2 separate regions of the Homo sapiens genome follow, and region 1 is linked to region 2. A link is a loop called in an ENCODE intact Hi-C map of the cell type or tissue named here. Cell type or tissue: dorsolateral prefrontal cortex. All regions are shown on one strand. Links, peaks and the distances in the headings refer to the core of each region. The heading gives the core; the rest is flanking DNA. Region 1 overlaps MLH1 (mutL homolog 1). Region 2 has its middle 30 kb from the start of GOLGA4.

Region 1 (2,888 bases), core at 389-2,888, 160 kb after region 2:
CTGGCCTCTTTTTTTTTTTTGAGAGACAGTCTCGTGCTGTCACCCATGCTGGGGTGCAGTGGTATGATCTTGGCTCACTGCAACCTCTGCCTTCCGGGTTCAAGCTTGATTCTCCTGCCTCAGCCCCCCAAGTAGGTGGGATTACAGGTGTCTGCCACCACACCCTGCTAATTTTTGTATTTTTAGTAGAGTTAGGGTTTCACCATGTTGCCCAGGCTGGTCTTGAACTACTGACCACAAGTGATCTGCCTGCCTCAGCCTCCCAAAGTGTTGGGATTACAGGCATGAGCCACCGTGCCTCAGCCTATACATTTACTAATAGTAGCAAGTTGTGTGGTTGGGGGTGGGTAGAAAGGTGTTCTAAAGTGCAGGTTTGTTCTAGAACTCCATCCCAGCTAAAACCAACACACTGTGTGGCCCAGCTCTTGAAGCTCAGAAAACCCCTCTTCCTCTCCACTCAAGATCACCCAGCCTGTGCCCCACCTGGGCTCATGGAACCTCACTTCTGAGATGCCCTGGTCTACTTTATGGAGTTCTTATTGTTCAAAACTGACCTTGCCTATTTTGTGGCACAACAAATACGTCTGTAACATTTTGTCTTCCTAGTCTTTCCAAGTGAAATTGCTCCATTTCTTCATAAGATGAGAGTAGTCTGTTCTTTATCACTGAACTTTCTTCACTGAGTCTTGGAATATGGATTTTACCTTAAAACCACAGACATTCTTCCTTTCTGAGCTGAATGCTCCATTTCTCTAAATGTAGGCAAATATTAAGGAAGTTTATTTTGTCACTCACAGTTTAAATTTATATTTTTACATCATCCTTCAAACAAGATTACCTAGAAACTTCTTTATCTTAAGCTATTAGTACTCATAGTCATTAACAAAGTGGGCTAACTTAAAAACTCATACTTAATGCCGGCCGCAGTGGCTCATGCCTGTAATCCCAGCACTTAACTTTGGGAGGCTGAGGTGGGAGGATCACCTGAGGTCAGGAGTTTGAGACCAGCTTGGCCAGCATCGTGAAACCACATCTCTACTAAAAATACAAAAATTAGCCGGGCGTGGTGGCAGGTGCCTGTAATCCCAGCTACTCAGGAAGCTGAGGCAGGAGAATTGCTTGAACCCGGTAAGCGGAGGTTGCAGTGAGCCAATATCGCGCCACTGCACTCCGGCCTGGGCAACAAAGCAAGACTCCGTCTCAAAACAAAAAAACAAAAACCTCATTATAGATGAAGTAAGGACTATTTTCTTTCTTCAAGTTTTTTTCCTTAATAATTAGCTTTGGTTATTGTAGACACCAGATGATCAAATCAAGCTTTCTCCATGGTCAGTGCCATCAGAGCCTGTGACATGTTCAAGACCTCTTTTTGGCATCTGAACTGACACAATATATACATAATAAAATTAAATAAGAAATTATGTTAAGACACATCTATTTATTTATAATCAATCCACTGTGTATAAAGGAATACTATCAGAAGGCAAGTATAAGTCTTAAGTGCTACCAACACTTATGTTGGTACACTTTGTATATCACACTTTGATACAACACTTTGTATCGGAATACAGAGAAAGAAGAACACATCCCACAGTGCATAAATAACCATATTTAACACCTCTCAAAGACTTTGTATAGATCAGGCAGGTTAGCAAGCTGCAGGATATTTCCATCTTCTGTGAAATGTTTAGGAGGCAGAATGTGTGAGCGCAAGGCTTTATAGACAATGTGTTCCACAGTCCACTTCCAGGAGTTTGGAATGGAGCCAGGCACTTCACTCTGGAAAACACATTAGATGTCATAAGCCTCCCTGTTTGCATCCCAACATACACTGGTGTCCTGGCTGATGGGATGTGCACTGGGTCTGGAAAGACTTGGTGTTATCTAGGGCTTTTGAAGTGGATCTTGTGGGCTAGCCTCTCAGGGGATCCCACAGGCCTGAACACAAGAGGATTTTTTGTTTGTTTGTTTATTTAGAGACAAGGTCTTGCTCTGTCACCCAGGCTGAAGGGCAGTGGTGTGATCATAGCTCTACAGCCTCAAACTCCTGGGCTTAAGCCATCTTCCCACCTCAGCCTCCTAAAATGCTGGGATTACAGGTGTGAGCCACTGTGTCCAGCCAACATGAGGTTTTAAAGGGAGGAAAAGAAGCCACTGCTCTGTGGGACTGTCTCCTGTGGAACCTTTGTTTTCATTCAGGGAGAAAATGGTTTTATTGTAGCAGGAGCTAACATCATGTCTGATCCTGACTGATATTTGGATGGCAACTGTAGGAAGTACCTAACTTACCATTAAAATCGGGTCTGAAAGTAGTTCTAATCCCCAGGGGAGGAATGAAAATATTAATGAGGATTATTTTGCCTCATTATTCCTCTCCTTCTTGTAAGCCTTAGCTGTCTCATGTGTAAGAAAATGTTCTTTCTCAACTGTCCTTCCTCTTCTTGAGGTAAAATTTCTAATCAAATGAGATAGTTTCCACACAGTTTGGTAAGTGTGTTGCCTTCTCCACTGGAGTGAGAAATTCCCTAGAGGCTTTGGCCAACAGGACTAAATCTCTGCCCTCCCACCTACAGACTTGGAATCCTCGAGCATGCCTGACTGGCCTTCAGCCTCCTCATCTGAAACTCGCTCACACTGCTCAGGAGATGACTGTGAGCAATCAGGGGTCATACTCTGATTAAAGTGGGCTACTCTTTGATTCTTAGAATATTTCAACTCTCCCTTCCAACCTCCCCCAAAATATATGTTGATTTGAAAAGCATTATCATCTGACTGGGAAAAGTGACAATGAAACATTAGGAATCCAGGCACCCTTTTTGTGTCAAGCTGACCTGTAAGAGGAGTTATAGAGCCTTGTTTTCCTGGCAGGGCAGTGGTCGGATAAAGAG
Region 2 (2,915 bases), core at 184-2,683:
GGTGAGACTCACTCTGTAGCACCACTCAGGATCCAGAGCTCCCCGTGGCATCAGGCTGGGCTGGTCTCTGGCTAAACTGCATCCTTGCTTAGCTCCGCCCTCTTGCCCATCCTGTTTCCCTGGCTTCCCTACAGGTTTCCCCTGTGGCCACTCCCCAGTAAATCACTTGCACCAGCATCCCTGTCTCAGATCCTGGATGATGAATGAAGGCTCTGGGAATCATTCAGGGAGAGATAAAGAAGCTAAAATATTTAGGAAAAAAGATTTAGGGAAATATGATAAGCAGCTGCCTTCAATTTTTTTTTTTTTTTTAGAATTAGAGGGCTGGGTGCAGTGGCTCACACCAGTAATCCCAACACTTTGGGAGACCAAGGCAGGAGGATTGCTTGAGCCCAGGAGTTTAAGACCAGTTTGGGCAACATAGCTAGACCCTCTCTCTACAAAAAATAATTTTAAAAATCAGCCAGGCAGGACAGGTATGGTGGCTTACATCTGCAATCCCAGCACTTTGGAAGACTGAGGCAGATGGATTACTTAAGGTCAGGAGTTCAAGAATAGCCTGGGCAACATGGCGAAACCTCATCTCTACTAAAAATACGAAAATTAGCCAGCGTGTTGGTGCACGCTTGTAATCGCAGCTGCTTGGGAAGCTGAGACAGGAGAATCACTTGAACCTGGGAGCTGGAGGTTGCAGTGAGCCAATATTGTGCCACTGTACTCTAGCCTGGGTGACAGAGTGAGACTCTGTCTCAAAAATAATAATAATAATAATAAATTAGCCAGGCGTGGTGGCACACACCCATGGTCCTAACTACTTGAGAGGCTAGCTAGGAGCTAGCCCAGGAGTTTGAAGCTGCAGTGAACTATGATCACGCCATTGCACTCCAGCCTAGGCAACAGACCAAGATCCTGTCCCCACCCCCCCCCAAAAAAAATTAGAAAGTAGAAAAAGAATTGTATAGAAATGGAATAAAAGCAGAATTTGACTCAGTTTCAGAAAGAACTTTCTAATAAGCAAAGCTTTACACCATAGGTATAGCCTGTCTTGTAGAATAATTGGAAACCTGTCATCGGAAATATTTACACAGAATCCAGAGGACCTTCCTACATCATCTGGTGAGTCACTGGACTGACCAAAGGCACACTGTGAATGTTATTACTCCAAGTGGCCACAAGATGGCAGCAGCAGAGAACGTCCCACAGGTGATTAAGTAGAAAATTCTAGTTTCCAGAATTTTTTTTTTTTTTTTTTTTTTGAGACAGAGTCTCACTCTGTTGCCCAGGCTGGAGTGCAGTGGCACAGCCTCGGCTCACTGCAACCTCCACCTCCTGGGTTCAAGCGATTCTCCTGCCTCAGCCTCCCGAGTGGCTGGGATTACAGGCGCCCACGACCATGCCCCGCTAATTTTTGTATTTTTAGTAGAGATGGGGTTTCACTATGTTGGCCAGGCTGGCCTCGAACTCCTGGCCTCAGGTGATCCACCCGCCTCAGCTTCCCAAAGTGCTGGGATTACAGGCATGAGCCACTACGCCCAGCCGTTTCCACAAATTTGATTCCAAACTCTAACCATGATGATAGGTGTTATGTCCATTATTATAAGCCCTTATAGATTTATGATACACAAAACTGAGAAAGTAAAAACATTTCCCCCAAATTTGTATCTTACTATTAGAAAAAAAGGAAACTGAAGGCCGGGTGAGGTGGATCATGCCTGTAATCCCATCACTTTGGGAGGCTGAGGCAGGTGGATCACCTGAGGTCAGGAGTTCCAGACCAGCCTGGGCAACATGGCAAAACCGTCTCTCTACTAAAAATACAAAAATTAGCCAGGCATGGTGGTGCACACCTGTAATCCCAGCTACTCAGGGGGCTGAGGCAGGAAAATCGCTTGAACCCAGGAGGCGGAGGTTGCAGTGAGCCAATATTATACCACTGCACTTGGGCAACAGAGCAAGACTCTGTCTCAAAAAAAAAAAAAAAAAAAAAAAGAATCTCAGAGGTAGAAAGAGGTAAGCCCTGATCAGTGAGGTTTATCCTGATTCAGAGAAAATGTGCTTCTTACATTCTGATCATGATGCTACTTCCATCTGACTGCACAATTTCCAGGCCCAATCATTGTGTACCTTCCAAGAGAGGGAGTCTGTATTTGAAATAGCCTCAATAATGAGGCCACACATTAGGCTCAGCCTATGTTGGCTTATGGTTCTCACAGAAAAAATTATCCACACTGCTAGTCTTCTTCCTGCACCAACCTCAAAGTCTACAGAAAGATGTCCCAGCACTGGGAGCTTGAATAACACCTCTACTGGGGAACCGAAATATACCAGTGATTCAATGAAGCAGATTAATATCAGAGTTCTGTTTGCAACCCTGAGGCCAGTCAATCCTACCAGCCCTTGCCTCCATCTGTGGTAGCCAGCCTCCAAGATGGCCCCCTATGATCTTTTCCTCCTGATATCTATGCCCTTGTATCATCCCCATCACACTGAATCATGGCTAGTCTGTGTGAATGACAAGATATGTAGAAGTAATGGTGCATTTCTTCTAAGACTAGGCCATTAAAGACACTTGCAGCTTCTTCTGCCATTCTCTCTTGGATCATTCACTGTGGAGGAAACCAGCTGCCATATTGTGAGGACACTCAAGCAGCCCTATGGAGAGGTCCTCATGGGGAAGAACTGAGGCTTCCTGCCAATGGCCAGCAGTTTGCCAACCACATGAGGTCCTCTAGCCCCATTCAAGCCTTCAGATGGCCACAGCCCCAAGTAACATCATAAGAGACCCCAGGTCTAAACTGCCCAGATCTGCTTCTCCTGAATTCCTGACGCACTGAATCTGAGTTAATGTTTATTTTTGTTTTAAGCTACTATGTTGTTTTGTTTTGTTTGTTTTTGAGACAGGGTCTTGCTCCAGG

Evidence for each region. Peaks named below come from ENCODE experiments on the same cell type or tissue, not always from the same donor. Only the 100,000 strongest peaks of a DNase experiment are listed, where the experiment ranks them.
Region 1: a loop joins it to region 2, with 2.1 times the contacts of the local background. A loop is called at or near these places in 9 of 110 quality-filtered maps.

Annotation. Positions count from the first base shown.
Region 1 is chr3:37,049,377-37,052,264 of GRCh38, reverse strand. It overlaps MLH1 (mutL homolog 1), which reads right to left. Exons shown (of 19, transcript NM_000249.4): 19 at 1,419-1,779. The coding sequence ends at 1,612. Among named protein-coding and RNA genes, the nearest start is that of MLH1, 57 kb to the right of the region's middle. In dorsolateral prefrontal cortex, for the core only: no CTCF peak of the experiment used is centred there; a DNase peak (open chromatin) is centred at 1,773; H3K27ac peaks cover 2,500 bases.
Region 2 is chr3:37,211,443-37,214,357 of GRCh38, reverse strand. No RefSeq gene overlaps it. Among named protein-coding and RNA genes, the nearest start is that of GOLGA4, 30 kb to the left of the region's middle. In dorsolateral prefrontal cortex, for the core only: a CTCF peak has its summit at 1,170 (motif pointing right); a DNase peak (open chromatin) is centred at 1,187.